Linked DNA regions of Mus musculus: regions 1, 3, 4, 5 and 6 are each linked to region 2. The links are chromatin loops, found by intact Hi-C in ENCODE. Cell type or tissue: heart. All regions are shown on one strand. Region 1 has its middle 63 kb from the start of Gm46758. Region 2 overlaps Spred1 (sprouty protein with EVH-1 domain 1, related sequence). Region 3 has its middle 51 kb from the start of Gm46758. Region 4 has its middle 42 kb from the start of Gm39912. Region 5 has its middle 56 kb from the start of Gm46758. Region 6 has its middle 17 kb from the start of Gm25189.

The links. Hi-C counts contacts between places; a loop is a spot of excess contacts. Peaks named below come from ENCODE experiments on the same cell type or tissue, not always from the same donor. Only the 100,000 strongest peaks of a DNase experiment are listed, where the experiment ranks them.
Region 1: a loop joins it to region 2, with 4 times the contacts of the local background. A loop is called at or near these places in 11 of 42 quality-filtered maps.
Region 3: a loop joins it to region 2, with 2.6 times the contacts of the local background. A loop is called at or near these places in 11 of 42 quality-filtered maps.
Region 4: it touches region 2 in a loop (5-fold over the local background); 2 of 42 quality-filtered maps call a loop at or near these places.
Region 5: it touches region 2 in a loop (4-fold over the local background); 12 of 42 quality-filtered maps call a loop at or near these places.
Region 6: a loop joins it to region 2, with 5 times the contacts of the local background. A loop is called at or near these places in 18 of 42 quality-filtered maps.

What each region holds. Positions count from the first base shown.
Region 1 is chr2:116,978,012-116,982,011 of GRCm38, reverse strand. No RefSeq gene overlaps it. Among named protein-coding and RNA genes, the nearest start is that of Gm46758, 63 kb to the right of the region's middle. In heart, a CTCF peak has its summit at 1,948; a DNase peak (open chromatin) is centred at 1,981; H3K27ac peaks cover 1,971 bases.
Region 2 is chr2:117,178,926-117,182,925 of GRCm38, reverse strand. It overlaps Spred1 (sprouty protein with EVH-1 domain 1, related sequence), which reads right to left. Exons shown (of 7, transcript NM_033524.3): 7 at 647-4,000. Among named protein-coding and RNA genes, the nearest start is that of Mir674, 4.2 kb to the left of the region's middle. In heart, no CTCF peak of the experiment used is centred here; a DNase peak (open chromatin) is centred at 2,215.
Region 3 is chr2:116,965,431-116,969,430 of GRCm38, reverse strand. It overlaps the pseudogene Gm25514. Among named protein-coding and RNA genes, the nearest start is that of Gm46758, 51 kb to the right of the region's middle. In heart, no CTCF peak of the experiment used is centred here; no DNase peak of the experiment used is centred here; H3K27ac peaks cover 240 bases.
Region 4 is chr2:117,017,571-117,021,570 of GRCm38, reverse strand. No RefSeq gene overlaps it. Among named protein-coding and RNA genes, the nearest start is that of Gm39912, 42 kb to the left of the region's middle. In heart, no CTCF peak of the experiment used is centred here; DNase peaks (open chromatin) are centred at 2,220, 3,050 and 3,430; H3K27ac peaks cover 392 bases.
Region 5 is chr2:116,970,440-116,974,439 of GRCm38, reverse strand. No RefSeq gene overlaps it. Among named protein-coding and RNA genes, the nearest start is that of Gm46758, 56 kb to the right of the region's middle. In heart, a CTCF peak has its summit at 1,623; DNase peaks (open chromatin) are centred at 1,659, 2,099 and 2,619; H3K4me3 peaks cover 772 bases; H3K27ac peaks cover 2,176 bases.
Region 6 is chr2:117,228,960-117,232,959 of GRCm38, reverse strand. No RefSeq gene overlaps it. Among named protein-coding and RNA genes, the nearest start is that of Gm25189, 17 kb to the left of the region's middle. In heart, no CTCF peak of the experiment used is centred here; a DNase peak (open chromatin) is centred at 1,509; H3K27me3 peaks cover 665 bases.

The sequences.
Region 1 (4,000 bases), 200 kb after region 2:
GATTATTTTCAAAGTCTGTAACTGAAAGATCAGTCTGATGAGCCGTTTTTAAAGAAGCAGTGTGACAGTTAAGGGAAAATCGACATTTACTCTCCTCACACCTTGCAAAATACAGTTACAGTATGAACATGAAAACCCACCGGTGTTTTTTAGCTTTGCCTCAAACTAGTTTGACCCTGTCTCTTGTCATTTTCTCTGACCCTTAGAATATTGTAGAATGTTTTATACTTGAAGATTTTGAAAATGTCTATTGCAAAGTTATTTTATTTCATTATTGTCTTTTCTATTAAAAATGTTAAAATATTAGCATTTGTTTTAATACACTGAAGAAAAAGAATAAACAAAGAAGGATGGAAAATTTATTACCTTCATTGAGAATATTTCATCTTGTTTAATTTACCCATGTTTTATGGCTAGATTTATATGGGATAAAACAATGAGTTTTGATAAAAATAAATAACTTTAAATAGGTTAAAAGGAAATGCAATTGAAAACTAAAATATTTTAGGTTGAGCATGGTAGCCCACGCCTGTAGTCCTGACAGTGGAGCCAGGAGTTCCAAACCAGCCTAGACTGCATAGCGATTTCCAGGCCAACCAGGAAGGATGGGTAGGTGGGAGAAGGGGAGAGGGAGTGAAGGGGGTGGGGTGGGGTGGGGAGAGATCCTGGAAACAAAGCAATCAAATAAATCTACCCCAAACCACTTTATAAAGAGAAGAAAAACATGTTTCTCTGACCCCAGTGAGTGGCAAAGTGTCTGTATTTTCCGGACTTGACACTCTTAGGTCATGTTTTCTAGAATAATCGTGAAGAAGAAAGAAATGTAAAAGGAAACATGAAACAGCTATGAATCTGATGTCTTTAGCACTGAAAAAAAAAATCTACAAATTTTGAAAGATCATCGTTGTTTTAAAAAGCACCATATTTATAGAGGATAAGATCTTACGTCCTCTTCCAACCTCACAGGGAAAAACCTGGCGAAGAAGGCCCTTAGTGAGCAGGAACTCTCCATGACTTCCTGGTGGGACACAAATCCAAGTACTGTCTGTGGTGAGGCCTTCGCTCCTGTTGTCCCTGACTACCTTGCTTCTTCAGTAGGCTGCTCTATTCTGACTCCTTCCTCTCAAAGTCAGATATAGCCAGGCCTCTCACCTGGGAACACAACCTTCCTTGGTGCTAAATTCCTCTTTCCTTCAGGCTAAATTCCTCTCCCCTTCAGCCCCGGTTCCTCCCAGGGGAGTTTCAGAAGATAATGGCCTTTCTTTGTCGACCTTCCTTATCTCTCCAACTACTTGTGTTATCTGTCATCTGCTAGCCTGAGAGATTTTTTTTTTAAAGCAATTGCTAAATCTAGTGGATTTTTTCCAATTTCCTCCTTCCCTCCCTCCCTCCCTCCCTCCCTCCCTCCCTCCCTCCTCCCCTCTCTTCTACTCTTCCTCCTCCTTCCTTGCTTCTTAATGCCAGATTTGATTCTTTTTTCTTTCTTTCTTTTTTTGCATTTCTATTTCTTTCGTTAGAGTGTATGTCCCAAGAGAGCTGAGATGGTATTTAATTCAAAGCCCGGTGATGACCACAGCGCCTGGCCTATGCAGGTTCTTAAGAAATGTTTGTTAAATAAATAGATTATTCCTCATTGGACCAAAGACTTTCAGGAATGTGGGACTAACGGCATTTATATAGACTTGTATTGTTGTTTTATTTAGACGATGTGGCCTGTCTTTCCACATGGTTTGGCTTTGAGGGACTCATTTCCTGTTTCTTTTAAATGTTTTTTTTTTTTTTTTTTTTACTCTGAAATCCTTTTGCTCTGAAGTCTGCCTCCACCCCCGCCCCCTTTGCAAGGTCGGTCCCTTTTGCAGGAGGTCTCAGCCTTCAGGGGGCCTCCCTGTCCAGGCTGGAGGTAATGCACTATATTCCATTGTTTGCTTAGCCGCCTGGGTGGTTCCCACTTTGCAAGCAGAGGAAGCAGCTAAAAGAAAACCCTAGGGAGCCCCATGTGGCCTCGACATCCAGGCAGCTGGGGCTGGCTCGAGCGCAGCAAAGACAGGGGCCTTCTTCACGGGCAGCTGCTGCACATCTTTCCCAGCCAGCATCCTCTTCAGATGTGAGCTTTCTACCCACCCCCCACTTTTTTTTTTTTTTTTTCAATACTAAGGATGCAACCTCAAGCCTCCCTACTGCTAGGCAAGCCTTCTATCCTTGAACTACAAATCCATCCTTCTTTGAAATTCTGAGACAGTCTCACTACGTGAGTCAGTCAGCCTTGGCTTCACTCTGCAGCCCATACAGATTTTAAATTTATGATCCTCCTGCATCAGCCTTCCTACTAGCTGGAATCCCAGGCCCATGCCACCACCCTTGGTTTTTATTTAATTATTTTTGTGGTTTGTGGATGTTCATAAGCTTCTAAACATTTGACATTATAAAAATAGACTCTCTGTATCTTCAGATGGTCTCTCAAAGCTCTTTTTGTTTTTTAAGGATTTTTTTTTTAATGTGATTCTGGTAGTTTCTGCTCTTTTTACTTACTGCGGCCCAATTGTTCTGACGCTCTCCCATCAGGACACTTTTGGGTTATATATTCTTAGTGGGGGAAATCTCAAGGTATAAGTACCACTTGAGTCAAGCTGCTTTTCTGGAGTAAGGTGTATGCCCTTTAACTGAGTAATCGAAGTCTTGAGAGATAATTTGATATGCAAATGGAGATCTTATGTACTACAATGCCTAAAATCTTAAGTCTGTTTTGAATTGTAACAAAATACCTGGGTCTGCGTACTTTAATGAGTAAAAAGAGGTGCACGTGACTCATGCTACCACCACCTTCTAAAGATGTAAATAGTGCAGCCGAGACCTGAGAAGAGGAGTGCTGAGGGGCAAGAAGGTCAAGTACTCGGACACCCAAGAGCTTCCTCTCCCAAGAAGCCATTGGAAGTCTGTGGGGCCTCACTCAGCCTTACCCCTTTCATGAGGGTGGGCTGTTCTGTTCCCTACCACTAAGCCCTACCTCCCCACTCAACACTGCCACCTTCCGATGCAGTCATCAGGGCACAAGTCTCTGTAGAACAATGCCCTTACCATGGCACCAAGGGTCTAGGGATGGACACACACACACACACACACACACACACACACACACACGAATACAGTGGGATGATTTGAGAAGGAAGATGAGCAGAAGTAAAAAAAAAACAAGAGAAATGGAGGTTTGGTTATGAGCAAAGCACTCATCAAATGAAGTCCAGATGCCTTCCAGTTGTTCGGAGACTGCCAGCACAAAGGCAAGCGAATTGTGAAGAATTGCTTCTGCAAGATGCAGCTTCAGATCTCACATTGGCAAAGGGAGGTATCAGTGGCCCTCACTGCCACGGCAAGGTCTTCTGTAGCATCCTTCTTTTAGTCCTTTAACTTGGGGGTGCGGGGGGGGGGGGCGCTTGCTGGCAGTAAACAACAGGTCTTATATATACCCCTGACTGGCCTTGAACTCCAAATCCTCCCTCTACCTTCCAAGGGCTAGGATCACAAGACAGGCAAACAGGACTTCCTGTGGGGAGCCTCAGTTCCCTGGTGGAAACTTGCTTTTGCTCTTGTCTTCACGTTTTCTGCTCTTCCCACTCTGACCCTCAGCCTCAGTGTGTAGAAGGGGAAGCTTACGCTGTGACCTTTGCTTTTCCGTTTACAGGGAGGTAGAATGCAGAGAAACAATTTTGGTCGCTTGTTGTAGGCAGGAACTATTGCTGAATTTTATCATAACTAGAATCTTGAGAAGACAAAACCTTTTGTGAAGTGTCATGGACTAGCTCTGTGACGTTGGAGGTCTCAAAAAGGATTGGTATTTTTATCCTCTGGAAGGAAAGCTGTGTTATTTGATGGTCCTCATTAATGCTGGTTACAGGCGTTTTCAGACCTAACCCTAACCCTCTGGTGTTCCCCAGACTGGGGACAAAGCAGGATTACATACAGGTCCTGGCTTTATAGTCATTGGGGTTAGTGACTGGGGCAT
Region 2 (4,000 bases):
CCAGAAGAGTTAGCAAGCACCCTTAGCCATAAAGGATGCCATCTGTTTGTTCCCGTAAGCAATGCTGTTGCACATACCATTGTATTAGTGCCCTATTCAACTTCCCTGATCTAAAACTGTTCTTAAGCTTGGTACCGACTTGATGTGAACAGCATAAGTAACTTTCTGAAAGCCTATAAATAATCACAACTATGTGCCATGGTACATGACTGGGGTACAGTTCATTCTTCAAGTAACTACAACTGTAACACAATAATCTAATAAAAGCATTGTTGGGGTATCAAGATGTTATCACAATCGATTCTGCCCTAATGCTCCCTGTATTACAAAGGCTAGTGCCTAGTGCATACACACTTGCACACAAAGTTTCAGTTTGTTAAACATTTGCCACACACCCTTAAGGTGGCTAATTGTTGCAGCTGCAGCATGGATACAAACTAGGAACTGTGTAAACTAACAACTAACAATTAATTATCTGGAATCAAGGGTGAGGTGATGAAGTCGAACTGTAGGTAAACCTTCAGTTAGAGGATACAGCTCATAAGAATGAAACCACATTCAGATGAAAGTGTCCAATTCCCCTGCTTTCTTCTCCAGTGATTAGGATCTTACACAGCTATATGTTCTGAAGAAGTGAGAAAAGCCCTTTTAAATTTCACAATTTGGTTTAATCAGGTAATTCCAGGGGAGGAGAAATCACTGAAACAAAGAGTCTACCATCTGATACGTCCAATTACATGATATGACAGAACAAAAGCAGTTACAAACTCCTATGTGCGTATTTACATGATATACTCACAACTCTCAGCCAGTCAGCTCTATGTGAGAAGATGCATTAGGACAGGAGTTAAGCGGGCTTCCATTGCTTATTAGAAAGATGCAGGCAGGCTCCTAGTGGGGGTGGGGGTGGGGTGGGTAATATACAAGTGAGGCACTTCTGAGGTCAAGATAACAGCAAAAATGTACAACATACTTGTTCACAAAAAAACCTGTTCACACAAAAACCTGTGCATCTTTAATACAAAGGCTTTCGACTAGGAAATTCTTGAAAAAATGAAATAAAACTAATTGCTTTTGCAAATTTAGCTTTTGGGAACAATGGATGACAGTGTACCAAAGCAACTGAAAGGTTTCTAATTGCCCAGCTGCTAGGTAACTGGTACCTTTTAAAGCCCCCTGTAATTTTCCTTCCCTCCCCACCTTCATTCTGGTTTGTATAAATCACCTCTGTTTGTCTGTGTGCGCATATTTTTAATATTTTCTGTTTGACTCCCTCTATTTCTCTACTATCATTTACTAGCAACTTTTTGGTGTTCCCTGTAAGACGCAGAAGTGGGATCTAGATCAAATCAAGAGGAAGAGCAGCGACATTTAGTGATGAGTTGGTTTTATCGGTTAACTGAAGTTCTCCAAGTTACTTTTCAGAAAAGCTACACTTGCTCAATGTGCTGCTGGACTACAATTAAAATTACTTTAAAACACATTAATCCAAGTTACATGTTGCAAATATAATCAGACATTCAATTTTAACAGAAAAAAAAGATCCATAAAATTCTCTCCACCACGTTCTCTGCACTTTGAAGACCGACACGAACACTAAGAAATGCCTGTGTGCCACTTAGTTACGGGAGAAGAAAGAGGGAGAGGAGAAGCAAGTTTGACCCAGAGAACCAGATGGCACTGTACACATGAATCCAAAGTGCATTTGTAATAGTTCAGAAGCTCATTTTAGGCACTGCTGAATAACCAATGAAAATAGGTAGTTTCAAGTTTTTCTCTTTAAATTTTAAGTCCTGCCTCATCAACATCTACTCAGAAACATACACACTCTCTGGAGTTGTCATGATAAAATACAGGTAATTATGTTTATTTTTTTTTTAATTCTCCCTGACTGGTACTGGGAAGAAAATAGGAATACCATTTTGGTAATGGCTTCTGAGTTGAAGAAACTGGTTGTATAAATGCTTCAGTACATACATAAGTTTGATTGCCAGTTCCAAGTTTCAATAAATATTTTAAAACAGGATGTGTAAGGAAAAAGTGCTTCAATTCTTCCAGCAACCATATGCATTTGGGGAAAGACTTACTTACACTCCTTAGCGCTTTTCCTCACCCCCGATTTCTCTGGTGGGCACTGGCCACCCTGAACAGCCCACAGCCCTCCTTTACTGGAGACACCATTTCCATCTTTCAGCGCTGGTCTAAAGCCATCCAGCAGGTGGCACTGCAGCTCCGCAAGCACTGCTCAGGAAATCTAAGGCTTCCCCACAGGCTGCAAGCATCCTCTGAGAACTACAGATCAGGAGCAAACAGGCCCCCCAGCTGGAGAATTTTTGGGTCACGCTATTCAGATGATTTCATTTTCAATATTTACTTTTACTTCACCAGTTTTGTTGAGCTATCTGCTTACATTCTAGACAAAAGAGAAGTTTTAAAGAAAATGCCCAATGGCAGCGCCCAATCTGTACAGTGAACAAGAAATCATTCTTGAATCCACCTACACGTACATGTTGGGAATTGGATTAAACTGTCCATCTAATTCACAAAGAGACTCATTAACATTATATCATCAGTTTCTTTTCTGGACTGGCTTGAATTCATGTGTGCTAATTACAAAAATCCAAGGTTAAAAAAAAAACAATTTCATTATCATAGTTTTTAATGAAGAGAAATGTTTAAAATTGTAAAGGAAAAAATGGGAACGGGATGGCAAAATCTTAGCAGCAAAGTGGTTAAACAAACTGAAAATATTAATGCACAAACATTAAAATATTAAAGCATGTACGTTGCGTATAAAATACAGTACAGAACCAGGAGATGCACTATAGTGACTAGTGCTTAACAGAAAAAAAAAATGATTAATTTTGTTCTTCTCAGAAGTATATACACAGTTTATTTCCATGGCATTTCCTATATTGCCAGCAAGTTATTTTCTTTAGTTATTCACACCTTGCTCCAACCTGAATTACAAACCCAGAACTTACAAATATGGATAATCACTCATAAGGAAAACCAGGACTCTACTTCAGCAAGAAAAAGGAATCCTGAAAGGTAACAGTCTGCTCTAGGAAACCAAGCTCCTCTGAAAACAGCAAGGACGAAGATCATCTATCTGTGCAGCAGCCTCCAATGTAGAAACAGTAAAAATAAGACTGAAAATTGCTGCGACAGTGTCTGGTTTTGGATTTAGTTCATCCAATTGATTTTTAGTACAAAACTAGAAATAGCCTCTTCTTCATAACATCTATAGTTATCAATATATTTTTCTTCTTTTCAATGTGAAATAATACTTCAAGATGATCTATATACATAATGTTGTCAGTTCAAGCTGTCATATAAATATAAATGCTTTCTTAAAAAAAGTATTTTACAGACAGATAGTGTTATATATATATACATTGTTCAGTTTAATCTGGGGCAAAAGAAGAAAGCCAACACAAGCCGAAGTGTGACACATAAAACTGACTGCACAGAAATGACACTGAAAACCTGGAGAATGGACTTCAAATGGTAGTGTGATTTTCATTTTTATCACTTCAGAAACTTTAATCCATTAAAAAAAAAAGGCAAAAAAGGCACACTGCTTTCTTTCCTGAGGGAGTATTTTGCAACAATCCCTCACAAGAGTTTTAATAGTAACACTTTAAAAAAACAAAACCAAGACAATTTGACCTCAAAGTATTTTTAACCTGTTTGCTGGAGCATATCACACTACTTTGTAAATCAAACATCCCATAATACAAATGCTCTGCGACAGGAATGTGGTGTATAAGATTTCCATTCACAATGGTGGATTGAATACTTTCCTGGGAGAATTCTGCATATGTGTTACTGCAAAGTAACTTTGCTCCTGAAATATAATAAAATGCAACTGAAAGGTATTAATTACCATTGTTATGTGAGTAATAAGCACAGAAAATCAGTGAAACAGCTGTGCGAGTTCTGGCTCAGCAGAGTGAGAAATGGAGATCTCAAGCGGAAACTGTTTCACACTAACTAT
Region 3 (4,000 bases), 210 kb after region 2:
TGTCTGGGTCTGTGACCCTACAGCAGCAGAGGTCTGTTACCACCAAAGGCCAGGAGTATGTTCCTGGTCTGGGCTCCCATCCGGACTGCCACCCTGTCTGAGGGCCGTGTAGTGCTGATCCCATTCCTTGCCTGGTTATCATGAAACAGCTGGTCTCAAAGGCAGGAGAGCTGCCCCTGCCCCTCACCGGATGCAGTACGCAGAAGAGTGGGGCTGTACCTAGCCCATGAAGCACAGTAGAGCTGGTCTTGGTTGCAGGTGTTGTGGGCATGTCTGTCTCAAAGTGTGAACTTGGAAGAGCTGACCCTGTCACTGTCTGTTGAACGAGTGGTGGCCTGGATTGGGGAGAGATGGCCTCCCCACCCTTGCTGCACACCACCTGAAGCAGGCAGGAGAGTTGCCCCTGGAGTCATGAGAGTTGGAGAGCTGGCCCTGCCCCTCACTGGCTGCAGCATTCAGGAAAGCAGGCCCTGCACCTTAAGTGGGCAGCACAGTGGAGCTGGCCCTGGTGGTGTGGTGTGATGCCTGAGAGCAGGAGGCTGGCTCTGCCTCTTGCCAGCTGTAGCATTGGAGGAACCAGCTGGTGCAGTGCTGTAGAGCTTGCCCTGGTGATGTGGGTGCAGGAGAGCTGGAAGGCTGACCAGCTCAATCACTCCCAGGTCCAGAGCCAGGGCTTTGGCCCATCCCAACATCTACCCCATCTATGAATGGCTGTAAGTGTGTAAAGAGGCCCATTCTATAGATCCAAAACTACATGATCTCCATGATCCAGGGCAGTAACAGAATATTGGAGAGGAGTCCTGATATGGATCCAGCATTGATAGAGTAACAGAAATCAGAGGCCTTGAAACAGATCAATGACTCATTGCCATGAATATTAGCAAATAAAGACATGTGAACTGAGCCGGTCGTGGTGGCACACGCCTTTAATCCCAGCACTTGGGAGGCAGAGGCAGGCGGATTTCTGAGTTCGAGGCCAGCCTGGTCTACAAAGTAGAAAAAAGTTTGTCGAAAAACAAAACAAACAAACAAACACAAAAAGAAGTGTGAACTGAAGGGTGAACTGGATGATATACTGTGACATACTGCAGCTTCCACAGGGAGATTTTTTTTTTCCTTTTGGGTGGAGAGGTTGTAAGAGCAGAGGGTGGGTATAAAAGGATGGGAAGGTGACAAGGATTGGGGTGCACGGTGTGAAATTCACAAAAATATCATTAAAGGGTTGGAGAGATGGCTCAGTGGTTAAGAGCACTGGAGATAATGGTATCTCCAGTGGATCACAAAGGTGGTTTTCCCAGGGCGAGGCTCACTCATTGCACTTTGGGGTGTGCTGACCCCTGCAATTTCCTCAAATGCGGGAAACTCGACTGCATAATTTGTGGTAGTAAAAAAGAAAAAGAAAAAAAAAAAAAAAGAGCACTGACTGCTCTACCAGAGGTCTTGAGTTCAATTCCCCGGCAACCACATGGTGGCTCACAACCATCTGTAATGGGATCTGATGCCCTCTTCTGATGTGCAACAGTGTACTCATATATATAAGATAAATCAAAGGAACAAGCACATCCAAGACTCGTCCATTAAAAAAAAAATCAATAAAAAATTAAATAAGAAAAAAGTATCCCTGTAATGTGATTTCCTATTGCTCACAACCTACTTATTTTAATTGTATTTTCTTGATTTTACAAATTGTGTGCTACACATCAATTGCTTTAAATGGCTCTATGCTTGCATATTTTCTTTCTTTCTCTCTTTCTTTTTCTTTTCTTTTTTTTTTTTTTTTTTTTTTTTTAGGCAGGGTTTCTCTGTGTAGCCCTGGCTGTCCTGGAACTCACTCTGTAGACCAGGTTGGCCTCGAACTCAGAAATCTGCCTGCCTCTACCTCCTGAGTGCTGGGATTAAAGGCGTGAGCCACCACGCCCAGCGGCATATTTTCTTTCTTAAGATACTTCATGTTCTACTTACTTGCTGTTTTTGTTGTTGTTGTTTTGTTTTTTGGTTTTTGGTTTTTGTTTTTGTTTTTGAGACAGGGTTTCTCTGTGTAGCCCTGGCTGTCTTACTTGCTGTTTTAATTAAGTAACAGACACGAACAACTTAAGAGGAGGTTTGTGGATGACTATTCTTCCATTTCCATAGTATTAAAAGGACAACCTGCTCAGGGTTGCAGAGAGTTCAGTCTATGATTGTACTTTGGCAAAAGTCAAGGCAGTGAGAATTTGTGAGCTTTCTTGCCTCATTGAAACATGTGGCGATCAGAAGATAACCCATGAGAATCAGTTCTCTGCTCCCACCATGTGGATCCTGAGGATCAAACTCAGGCTGGCAGGCTTGGCAGCTAGAGCCTTTCTCTACTGAGGCCTCTTATCAGCCCTAGTAACAGGTACTCAGAGTAGTTAAGTTTCTCTTAAAGGATGGAAAAGTGGTCCTGATGACAGTTGACACCTTTAATAGATTGCACAGTTGTTTCTTCCTAAAATTGCATAACCTAGGGCTTACTTCCCATTCGTGGAACCCTAAAAGAACCCATGAAGAGGGTGCTAGCCATATGGGGGCAATAAGGGCTGTTTGATTCTCACTGTTGCTGGCATAGGGATGAAGGTAAAGGCGAATCAATTTATTTTCTGGGTTCGATGTGGCCTGCACATTGCAGTCACAAGTTGTTGCCAGCTGCTCTTAGAACCTCAGCACCTTTCCTTTCTGACTGGTTTGTCTACCTTGATTCAGCTATGGAGGAATGGACCATACTGAGCAATGGGCTTCACCATGGTGTGAGCTTTAGGCTCCACTATGAACCTACCCCTTATCCTGTCCAAACACACAGTTCTTTCTCTCTCTTTCTCTCCATCCCCCGCCCCCCCCCCCAACTCCTCCTTCCCTTTCTCTGTCTTCCCCACCTTCCACCTTGTCTATTCTCTGGGAATTCTCCCAAGTCCACCCTGGAATTTCTCCAAATTTCTATGGAACTTACATTTCCATGGTCACTCATGACTCATTACATTCTTCCCCAAATGTGCACAAAAGGAATCACAAACCCCTTAGGAGTATAATTGTCTGCTCAAGGTTTTGGAGACATGAACAGACAGGCATTCATGTTGTAACTAAACAAAGAGTTTCAAATTTAATTTCATAGATCTCTCTTTTCAAGATGTTTCTCCACTGGCTCTCCCTTAGAGAACATCCACAGGTCACTCAGCCGTATAATCCCCATTTATAGCAACCCCTTCCACATTTTCTCTCCATGTTCCTTATGTCTCGGTGCCAATGTGCTCTTCACTGCTGTGGTCTCCCTCTACTTCCCTCTTCTTTCTTCTTCTCCCTCCTTCTCCCTCTCCTTCTTGTCGTCCTTCCCTCAACCCACTTCCTCCTTTTGAGATAGGGTCTCAGGAAGCCCAAGCTAGTCCTGTGGAGTTGAGGATGACCTGGAATTTCTTAGGGTCTTACCTTCATCTCCTGGTTGATGCATATCTGGGGATTTGTAGGTTAGCACTCTACCAACTGAGCTACAACTCTAGCCCTAGTATAGAGGATCTTAATTATCCCCTTTCTCTTTTATACCAAGACTATTGTAGCTACCTACTCATGCCTTCAAGGTCATACCATCTTGTCTCAGTGGATAGTTCCCCAATGAGGATGCTGCTGTACCTGTTAAGAAAGTAGCAACAGTGCTGAGTAGCTATGGCAACTGAGTAGGGGCTACGCATTTGTTCCTTCCATGAGAAGCTCTTTATGTGGGTCTCATCTAGCCCTTCCCACAAGCCAGCGGGGCAGTCCAGCATTGTTAGTCTCATTTCAAAGAGTTGAAGTCAAAGAGCAGAAAGGATTTTTTTTTTTTAAGAAAAATTTGAAAACTTAGTACCTATGGGGTTCTTAGATACCAGGCAATATTTTGTTTTGTTTTTGCATTGACTCATTGACCCTCTACCAATTAGTCATTCTCCTTTCAAAGATAGTAACATTTCAAAACAAAAAGCATAGGTCATTTACTCAAATTCACACAATGATT
Region 4 (4,000 bases), 160 kb after region 2:
ATGTCATTAAGAAAATGAGCAAAACCTTGTTCTTGGGCTGGAAGATGGTATGGTGATCATAGCACTTGTGACACAAGCATGAGAATCAGAATTCAGATCCTGTTGATCCTTCTAGGAGGAGGGGAGGAGGGATCATGAGGCTCAGGAGACAAACTAACTTTACATGTAAAACTTGCAAGATTTTGGAGGGCCCTTCTCTAGTGTTATAGAAGCAGTGAGTGACTGATACGGGAGGAGGTCCTGATGGGCAGAGCTGTAGTGAGGAGATTCTCTGACCTGGCCAGCCATCTGCCAGTTGTACAAAGAGTTCCAGGTATGCAACCTTTACAAGCCATCATCCATTTGGGGGGTGGATTTTTTGGTGATGCAGCTGTCTTTGGGTTGTTCCTGCTCCTATATCTTCTCAACCATTCCCTCATCCATAATTCTGTAAGTAATTCCTAGCACTAGTTCAAGAAGTTAGAGTTAGTTCTTTAGCCTGTCATGGGTTTCCTTTCTGGAGTGAATAGAAATGTGTGTATCATTATGTCTTCTCCCGAAAAGTCTTGCATACAGCAGATCCCCAGAACCCACATCCACGTTGGGCGAGCATGGTGATCTGCTTGTCATTCCAGTGTTTGAAAGGCTGAATCAGGGGATCCCTGGAGCATGTTGGCTAGTTTGGCTAGCATCATATAGACAAGCTCTAAGTTCAGTTGAGGCCCTATCTTAACGAGTAAGATGGAAAAGGATAGAAGTCTTATGATGTCAATCTGAGGCTTACATATGCATATGTGTACATGTACACATGCACCTGCACATATATGTGCACCCATGCACATGCAAACATGCATGCATACATTTATATGAGGAAAAAAACTTATTCTGTAATCCAGAATAGAAAAGGGATGAATAACTAAACAACAATAAAAAGATTAAGGAAGTTATGTCTAAATGTAAGAAGAATAATGATTAATGAAACTATATATTATATACATTTATATATATATCATTCTATCTATCTATCTATCTATCTATCTATCTATCTATCTATCTATCTATTTAACTGAAGAGAAGATATGCCTGTATGCCACAGTGTGCATGTGGAGGTCAGAACACAAGTTTCAGGCATGGTTTTTCTTTCTACCATGTGAGGATTGGGGGGAGGTGGGGAATCAAATCAAGGTACTTAGTGTTGTCCACAAGCTCCTATACACACTGATACCTCGTCAGCACTGAACATATCATCTTCGATTCGGGTCCTGTGTTACAAGCTTTTGAATGAATTTAGATTGCCTTTCCACGGCAGCAAGAGAGGGCATGAAGTGAACTTTCCAAGACACCAGGATTTTGAGAATGCTTTACTCTGGCTTATCCTCATAGTCAGCTGTTAGTTCAAGGTTGAAAGCTTTTTCTCTTCAATATTTACAGCATGACCTCAGACAGATTTTCCAGTTTTCCAGATACAAGCTAGGAAGTGTCTCATATGAAAACAATTTCCATTTGAAAAGAAAGAGGAGCAGAAGGAGAAAAGGCAGAAAAGAAAACAAAATCGTTTTCTTCTCCCAACCACCTGGAGTCCATTGATCCCACTCCTCAGCCTTCTTCAATGTGGTTCTTTCTAAATAGTCCATAGGCGGGAACACAGCAAAGGCAAGGACCGGACAGCTGTAGAGATTGTTGCATATGTTTGCAGAAGTACTTAAGGGTTTGCATTTTGCCATTGGGGGAGGGTGGGAGGTGGAGGGGTCTGGGGAGGGGAGGGTGAAGTAACCCCAAACATTTTTTTCAGCTGCCTAATGATGAGCATATATTAAAGGAGGCCTGGAGAGTGCAGCTGAGAATGGCCTAGTTACACTCTTAATCAAGCAACTGCAGTACTGGAATTACTGTAACCTTGGGCAGGTTGCTTAACTTTTCTGTACTTCCTTTAACATGGGCATGAGTGAGGGTCCAGGGGGAGGGGGCTAAACCTGTAGCTTCATAACATACATTTTGAGGAGGGCAGAGGCAAAAGTCAGGGCAGGAGAATTCATTACCAAATTCTCAGTTTTTTGGTTTTTGTTTTATACAGAATGGAGCAAACCTGGAATCGGAGCCAGGCAATTGAAAAAAAAAAAAAGATTCCAGATCTGCATGGTAACAATTTAGACTAACTTCCACTCCTGCTAAAAGCTGAGCTGCAGAGGAAGTTCTTCCCTTGGCCAGCTGCCGTCTTGCCTCCCCCACCCAGCAGACCTTCAGGCCGCTCCCTCCCCACATCTGTTTCCAAGCCTTGGAGCATAGGGTCACAGCATGTCGCAATAAGCCGTGTTAGCAGGCAGCATGAATCAGTAGTAAACCTTTGATTTTAATTCCTTGCTTCTTCAAGAGAGGAAGTGTGGTCTAGTGGTTAACCCACTAAAAAAAGCAGCTAAAAGGCAAAATTCTTGGTCCCCAGCATGGCTCTTCTATTCTTGTTGGGGTACCCAGCCATCAAAGATCCCTTTTGTCCCCCAGGGTTGCTTTATGATGTTAATCCCCGAACTGGCCTCACCAGAAGACTCACTTGGGAAACTGATTTTTTTTTTTAAGTCTCCATCCAAGACCTTCCAAGGAAAGGCCTAGAGTGCTCTAGTTTTAACAAGTACTAGGCATGCTTCTTTAGAATCAGTTTTGGCTCAGCTGATCCATCACACAAACTGGAAGGGTGTTTTCCAGAACAATAGGAAGAAGGCTGAGCAGAAAACAGCAAATCTACCTCGGATTTGCTTTGACCAGCTCAGGTGCAAACCACACTGGAAGAGAGGGAAAGGAGATAGGAATTCTGGTCGGCCCTCCCAGCTGAGCGCGCCTGGGTAGGTCAGAGGAACTGTTCTGGCTGCATTTTTCTCATTTTAAAAATAAAAGTGACTAGATCATCTCTTTCGGTTCTGTGAGTCAATGAATTATTTCTGTGAGTTCACAGAAATGCCAGGATGGACTCTGAACATCTCGTTTCCTGAAAATGACAGGGGTGCAGTCCCGGAGGTGTGGGCTGGCCTGTTTAGAGTTGTGGGAAGCCAGCGGAGACAGGCGGTAGCTAGGAGGTTTGGGGCCAGGGCTGCAGGGAGCGGGAGCGGTCTCCTCACCCTCCTCTCTGGAGGCTCTGCAGCTGGCCTGCTTATGCAAAGGCCTTGGCTCCTCTTTTCTTCTTAAAAGCTTTTCTGACTTGTACATTCCCCTGAGGAGCAGATTCATTGTTTTGCAGAGAATTTGTACTGTGTTTTCATGAAAGGAAGAAAGGAGTTGGAATGGAAGGGCTTGGGAGGATTAGCGAGTGGGCTAGGTTGCCAAAGAAATGAGTCTCTCCATGTGTGATAAATATGCACCCGCCATATTGCTGGCCTCAGATGTACCCAGCAAAATCCTTTGCCCCACTTCCACAAGCCCTAGACCGGTGCTCTTATTCATGGTCTGGACACCAGCTTTCTCATCTGTATTTGGAGCGTGTGGGACTCCTTCCATCCCAGAACAAGTGGGGGTGAGTTAGGAGAAGCAGGGATGAGTCATGGTTGTAGGGAAAGGATGTCTCAGGAAGCCGACACTGAGCAGGCTTCCTAGAAACATCCTGACAGGTCCCATAAAGCCCACGTTTGGTTCTAATTATAACATGCCCACATTTGAGCAGTTTTGCAGTTTTCCCATGGAAACTAACAAAGGCTTCTGAGGAAGAGGAGTTGACTCAGATGTGCGCTCTGTGTATAGGAGTGGGAGCCAGATGAACTTATTTTAAATGAGTGGTTGTCCCTGCACTTTTCCAAAGGAGGAGATAGATACCATACTGGCGTGTCTTTACCTCTTGACATATCTGTGAACGGGGTTAACCACATCATATGAAGGGTTAAAACCAGTTCCGAATCATTAAAAAGATAGTTTTTAAAGTCCAAGATGAAGAAGTGGAACAAATTCTGAGAACGTAGAATTCAGTTTTCCCCTCAAGTGGCGTCAAAAGGCAAGCTAAAAGAACAAAACGAAATATCAGAAATTGGCTTTAGAAGCA
Region 5 (4,000 bases), 210 kb after region 2:
GTTCCTGGGCAAGGAAGACGTTGAGAAGTTTGAAGGGAAGGTTCGGGAACATTTTTGAGAGCACAAACATGCCTCAAATGTTTCCTGAAATGACCCAGAGGAGAGCAGGCACTCAGGTGGGGGACTCATTCTTTCCAAGTTTGGGGTTGGTTGGTTCTGGCTAACATGAATCATGTTTTACGTCAGTGAGGAGTGTACCCCGTCCATCATTCACTCTTTAAGCATGCCATGGAAACAGGATGGTCAGTCAGAGTCATGGTTGTGCGTGGTAAGCATCATTGCGGCTCATGTGCTACTCCAGTGTCTCCATGGTGATTGTTACCTGGGGCTTGGCTTATACTTCTATTAGGATATTTTTTCTTTGGGGCTTGGAATATATGATTTTTTTTTTTTCTGCACACACCACACACACACACACACCATCAGTCAGGAAGCAAATGAACACAAGATGGAAGAGGAGAATGCCCTACCTGAAGCATAATCCCAGCACATCTCTCTCTCTCTCTCTCCTCTCTTCTTACACACACAGATCAAGCAATGGGTAGTCCACTTCAAGAATGGTGCCCCAGTGTTTCCTTATTTACTAGGGCATAGTCTGACCACCAGCAGGTTGCTGTACACAATAACTTCCTTTCTTATCCTGGGGTTTCATCTGACGGCCATTCTGGTCTCCATTTTGCTTTTGTATAGACAGCCTCTCTGACAGCTGAGATCCTCTCAGCTTCATTCATTCTCTTTAGCCTTGTAGACACGACTGGCCAGCACAGCAAAAAGCCCCACAGACGAGGTACCTGGGCTAGAGCACAGGCCACACACTAGCAGTGCCCCTCACACAGAGACCTGGTGAGTGCTCTAGAAATCAAGTAATCCTGTTCCTTTCTGCCTTTCAGCTTGGTCATGAGCAGGCAGTGGTCTTAGCAAATATTAACAATCCAAATGTCAAATGCTGTGTGGTGGTACACACCAACAATCTTAGCACTTGGGAAAGTGGGTTGAGAGTTCAAGGGTTATTCTTAGCTACGCAATGAGTTTGAGGCCAGCCCAGGGACACTCAGAAACTCTGTCTCAATTACTCTAAAAGGGTTAAATAACAAACATAAATATGACCACTAATCAGAATTAAGATTGTTTCTTCCGTCTCTGTCCCTGAAAATCCTTCAGGCATCTGGGGTTCTAAAGCCAGGGCAGCCTCAAGTGAAGTGAGCAGACTGAATAGAGAGACAAACACAAAGTGCCCTTTTCAATCTGATAAGCTCACAGAAGTTCTGTCACACATTGCCATTTTTTTTTTCCAGGAATGAATTATTGGGTTTTTTTTTTTTTTTGAGCCTTGTAATTTGTCCATTAAGTAGAAAAATGCCCAGAAGACCTCGCTTTTATTTACCAGCTGACCCGCGACCTTAATGAGGCTTCGCTAAAGGGTAGGATGGAGAGTTTTATTTGTCTTTGTCTTGTGTTTGGGGTTAAAAAAAAGAAGAAGAAGAAAGAAAGAAAAAGAAAAAGAAAAAAAGGAGAAGCTGCCTCATTCAACAGTCTTTTGGTCCCTAAAATAAACCCCACTCCCCCTAGCAGTGCTATTTACTCAATCTCCGGGCTACTAAGTGTAGGGGTGGTCCTTGTTGACTTAAATGAGTCCCTGCAGCTAGGTGGGGCTCTCTGGAGTCCTTAGTCATGTGAGGTTGCCAGGGTAACTTAACGTCTCCAGCGCTGGAATGCTTTAAGACGTACAAAGAGGAGACTACAGAGCGCATTACAACTTACAGTCATGTGTTCAATAACATGTCATCTTTTCGTAATGGGGCTTTTATTTTTACTTTATTTTGTGGGATTGAAAGATCAGAAGCCGGAAATTAGCTGGAAAGGATAAAGAAAAGGAGAATTTAAAGGGCCGGGCTGGGGGCAGGGTGTATTTCTGTTCCTTATGTGGGTAATGGCTGAGCAAGAAGAACATCTGGCCTGAACGAAGCAGGGCTCACTGCAGTGCTGCTTTTAATTACCCGGTCATTTGGTCTCTTGCTAGATTAGTGACTGTGGAAGCGACTCAGATCTCCAAACTGACAGGCCGGGAGAGCTCTAACTTAGCCTGCCACATAGTCAGAGGGGAAATGCGGAGCTTCCGGTTTCATATTTAAACCAGAATTGACTCATAATTGTAGCTGTCAGGAGGGTGATGGAGACATTATGTAATCTGGTTCTTCTGGTGATATGTGTTTAAGGTTTCTGCTCTGTAAATTCCAGGGGAAATTTTGTGCCCATTGAGGGAGATCTTGCTGACTGCTCTGTGGTGTGGCCAGGCAGGGTAAGGATAGTGCTATCAAAGGTTCCTGAGTCTGCCTGAGTCCAAACATGAATGAGTCTTCCTTCTAAATGGTCTTCCTGGTTTTCTGGAGACAGTTAAATGTGGATGAGGTTAGGCAAAATCTGGCAAACTTTGAACACTCTGGTTTAGTGGGAAATTTAATAATGGCAAAACATTCAAGTCTGTAACTCCTCCCCACCCCCACCCACCCCCCTTTTTTTTTCTGGACCACATAGCTGCCTTTACAGCTTCCTGTCATTTGTAGCTTCAGAAATCTGGAAGTGGCCACCAGATGCTTCTGGAAACAAAGCTCTGGGGCTGTGGAGCATTTGTTCCGTTTTCATTCCATTTGCTACTTGCTTCTCAGGGCCTCTGGGGCCTTTGGGGATGAATGCACATTGATTGGAGGGAGCTAGGGGAGGCTTGAGATGGGTCCAGCATTTGCTGCCACCAAAAAACCCAAACAATAAGAATAGAAAAGAAAAAGTCAGAGGAGCCTGTTTAATGTGCTGCCAACATTTTTGCTAGGGGGAGACTTTTTCCCATTTGTTCTCTGTGCCCATATAGTATAAAGTCCGTGGATGTGATAAGAATTCATTGACAGAGAGCCATGCTCACACTGCAGAAGTAATAACAAAGATTAAATCAAAATGTAAAAGACAAGTGGTGTCAGCTATCTTGTTTCTGGAGAAAAAAAAAAAGAGAGAGGTCAGGGATGAAGAGGACCAAGCTGCTGACTTCCTCCTTAACTCTGTATATCTTTCTTCCTTCTCCTGGAGTATTCCCTATTCCACTAACACTTAGGGGTTCTCTGGCTTTTTATATCCATCAAAGATGATATTTGGTATGTTTAAAGTTAACATCATAACTCATCACCACCAGCAGCACCATATTGCTATCATCATCACTGTCATCACCGTCTCCATCATGAGCACCGTCATCACCATCACTGTAGCCACCACCACCATTACCACCAACATCACCATCACTATAACCATCACGATCATCCCCACCATCATCACCATCATTGTCATCATCACCACCATCACTATCACCAACACTGTAACCATCATCAGCACCATAACCATCATCACCATCACTATAACCATCATCAGTAACATCGCTATCATCATTGTCACTATCATCACCATCACCGTTAGTAACATTATCAGCACCTTTATTGTAACAGACTGGAGCCAAGTAGGCTCGGTCACAATTTTTGTGTCTTCCGGGGAAACAAAAGAAGAGCAATCAGGATATTTTCTCTTGAGCTTCAGAATGGAGTGTCCAACTTTGTAAGGTGGCAAGGCCAGTGCTTGACTGTCCTACCACCAATTTGGAATTTTTACTTAAGGTCATCCCATGGAAGATACGACTTGTGTTATATGATAAACTTCATTTGTCTTTCAACTTAATTACCCAGCTCTAAATATCCAATTGATCAGGGAAAGTATTTTAATAAAAATATGATATGCTTAAGACATTTATATATTTTTAATTTATACTATAGAAATATATACTTCCAAAAATAATTTAAGCCTTTCCCTGTTTCTTCACAACCTCAGGCTGAGACATCTTTAGTAGGAAACAGTGCACACGTGACAACTTGATTTCTTCTCTCCCGTGAGGCTGAATTTTTATATGAATATTATACAGTCACTGTAGCTGGTAAATGATAAGGTGACTGATGGATGATGCGTG
Region 6 (4,000 bases), 50 kb before region 2:
CCACAGTGCAGGGGCAGTCACAGGGTGCTGAAAGGATGCCACAGTGCAGGAACATTCAGGCTCAGGGAATGCGTAGCACAAGGGAGGATCTCTTTTTCTCAGTGGGAATTGAGCCTTGGGCTACAGCTTAGTTGCACTTATTCATAGCCTGCTAGTTAAACTTTTATAGATTTTTGAAAGCAACAGTACAAAAAATAGCTCAAAAGATTTAAATATCCCAAAACTTGAGGATCATCTATGACTCTATGTCATTGCAGTTGGCAGGCACTTCAAGCTTAGTGTGGTCTCTGCTAAATCCCATTTTCATTGCTTCTGCTAGATGTACCCAAGGACTTTCTGTAGACACCATCTCCTCAGGGCCAGCAGAGTCAGGTCGCAGAAGCACAGAGTGCTAGGATCTCCACAAGATCCAGAATGAATGAGCCTGGCCTCCCATAACACTGCTGCTCCTCGGAGCCCATCAGACATTAAAACAGGGGCTGGGGACTTAGCTTAGTGGTTAAGAGCACTTGATGCTCTTGCAAAGGACCTGGGTTCAGTTTCCAGCACCCACACAGCAACTCACAACTGTTTGTAACTTCAGTCCTAGAGGATCTGACATGCCTTTTCTGGCTTCTCTGAGGGCCAGGCACACACATGGTACCCATACACACAGGAATAAAACTGTGTATACATATGAAATGAAAAAATAAAATCGTTTTAAAAAAGAAATTAAAACAATGTTGTCCTCAAAACAGTTACAATCTACCTGAAGAATTCAGTTTGTTCCTCCTTGAAAGGGTGAAAAAACTTAATACTCTGTTATTCAGTGTAGTTTTTTATCTCTCTAAGGACTCTTCCTGCACATATACAGGGATGCTAGAGGAAAGTTAAGCCAAGAGAAAGGTTTTCCATATTAAACTGGAGCTGGGGGGGGGGGGAGGTACCTATTCACAAGAACCTAGTCATTAATTTGTCAATTAGGGTTTGTTAACCACATACTATGCATAAGACTTTATGCTGAAACATAAGCTACAACGAGAAAAGAGTGTCTAGCCCTCTGCAGGTTTGTGTATAAATCGAAGGAGTTCACTTCCCCGGTCTAGAGTCAAGTTGCTTCAAGAGGTTAAGAGGCTGTGGAGATCTTGTGCTGCTTGTGGCTGTGGAGCATCAGCCCAGAGGCATCCTCACAAGAATCTGTGGAGACCTCTGCCCTGGTCAAGCCCTCTTCCACAGCTCCGTGCACCTTACCTCATTGTGGGCTCTCCCTCAAAATATGGGAAGAATTCATCTTCCGACAGCGAGCATCCAGCATGGGAAATAAAGGATGTGAGCGATGGTTTCCTTGCCTTGCGATCTGTTTCCATTTAAAGCCGTGGAAGAGGGAATGAAAACTCCGAATCCCACTGATTTCAAATACATGCTGAGGTTGCTCTGACAAACTGATGCAACCAGCGGGTAGGAGGAGAAGCCCATCATATAATAGTCTGCGGTGCTAGAAACCTAGAAGAAGGAGCTCCGTGAAGCCACTAGGGGGCGCCACAACCCCGAGGCGCAGAGGGATCTGTCCTAAACTATTCAAGGAAGCTCAACAAATGCTTCCTGTTACACTTGAATTTTGGCCCTCTCAACTCGTTTGTCCGTCTGTCCGTCTATTTGTCTGCTTGTTTGTGACAGGGTCTTGCTATGACACCCTGACACTCAATATGTAGCTGATTTCAAAATTACAGCTGATCCCCCTGTCTCAGCATTCCAAGTACTGGGGTTGTGAGGTGCGCCACCACTCAACTATAGGATTCTGCTTCTTCTCAAAACCGTGTATTTATGGGAGAACACTGCTGCAATCATACATTAAGAAAACAAACCACAGTAACTGAAAGGAGTTCCATGACTGGACAGGGCAAAGGTCTTACCTTGGACATTAAGCTCTATCCTAAATTCTGTCGTGGTCACAAAAGAGATAAATGAAGCACGCAATACATTCACTGGGGACAAAAATGCCAAGGCAGGGCAATGAGACGCGTGACAGAAGGCAGAGCCACAACCTCACTCTGCCTCAGGACAGTCAAGGGCTGAGGAAAGACAGAGATAGATCAGCTGCCTGTCTATCAGTCCAAAAAACAAGACTGGCTTTTCTGTGGGTTTAACAGGTGCTTAGCTTAGAACCTGCGACTGGGAATGGGCCCAACACACAGAAAACTCAACCCAAGAAGTGAACTCGCACGCAATAAACTCTCCAGCTCTGTTCACACTAGAAAAGTAGATGTATCCCCAAGATGTAATCACACTATTGTTGTGTATGTGTATATGTGCAGGCGGGCTTAGAGGTCAATGTTAAGAGTCTTCCTCTATCTTTTTGGCCCTTATTTTATGAGAGCCTATCTTCCACTGAACTGGGAATTCACTAGGTTAGACTGGCTGGCCAGGAAGCACTGGGCATCTGCCTGTCTCTGACCCAGAGTCCTGAGATTACAGGCGTGCCACTGTGTCTGGCTTTTTGTTGCAGACACTGGATATTCATACGCAGGTCCTCGTGCTTGTGCAGAGGGAACGTGACCCACCGGGCTGTCTCTGCAAAGCAGTGAGCTCATTTTGAAAGGATGTGCTCTGTGTTCTTAATTTGGGGGGGAAAATCCTGCTAGCAATCTTAAAATAGGCAAAACTATAAAAAACGTTAGAAATGTAACACTTCAGCGATGTTTATGGCCTACTGGAATAACCAAAGCGTAATCTTTTTAAGAATTCAGCTCCGTGGCCGTCCACATCGATTCTAAGTTTAGTGTTGTGTAATGTTATTTGACTCCCTCGTGATGGTAATGTAGAGATGTCAGATATAAGGTAACATTTCAGTTTCAAGCTGAATGTGTGAGGGAGCAAAATGCCAGCAAGCAGTGTGTGTGTGTGTGTGTGTGTGTGTGTGTGTGTGTGTGTGTGTGTGTGTTCATGTGAGGGTTATACCAAGGCTAAACATCAAACTTCAAAGTAATGGGAGAAAATCCTACACCAATAGTTTTCTGCCTTTTTGTCCTTAAATATTTCACACTTAATCCATTTTAATCCATTTCACTACTAAGTTTCCGTTTGAATGGGATATTGCTCAGATCCTCAAAATGTATCACTTCTCAAGAAAAAGTTATTTGCATGAGGCTTTCATTAACATTCATGGGCATATATATTCTCAGACCTTTTTGAGACTCAAACCAATGGGCTCTTTTAAGATAAATCCTTAAATAGATAAAAGCAGAGGACAACAAAATGGCTCAGTGGGTAAAGGAGCTTTCCACCAAAACCAAAGACCTGAGTTCAATCCCTGGACCCCACATGGTCAGAGAGAATCAATCCTGAGAGCTGTCCTCTGACCTCCACGAGTGCCCTGGCATGTGTGTGCAACACACACACACACACACACACACACACACACACACACACGACAAGGTGTTTAAAAATTAAAAAGGTTGAATTACAGAGAAATAAAAAGCCCATCAATGTCATAATACCAGGTGTTCTACTCCCAGGTACCGGATATCTCAAAGCCGCTGTGCGGTCGGTGGTGCATCTGCGATTAGAGAGGACACTGAGAGATCCACAGAGGAACCTGAGAGTGCTGTGTGCAAGTTATAGTCAGGGGGAACAGAGGGCCCCCGTGCCCCATGTATAACCCAACTCAGGCACATTAGAATTCTAAGTGTGAAGGCAAAACTGTGCTGCTAAAAGATATGAACTAGAGGGTTTAGAAGTGATGGGAATACTATCTCCTGGCAACGCTCATTTTGGAGATTATCGTAAGCTATTTTCCACATTTCTAACAATGAGAGAGTATCACTTGTGTAATTAAAGCATGTAAGAGTTACATCAGAATAAGCAGTTAGGCTTTGCTTACTTCTCTAACAACACAAAATGCTGAGAAGCCGTTCTGCCAAGAACCGGGCATTTTACATGTGAGCTGCAGTTTTCAAACAGTAGCACAGCTGTTTTGTGTCTTAGCCTGAAGCTGTGAAAAAAGGGGAAAGATTTTGAAAGT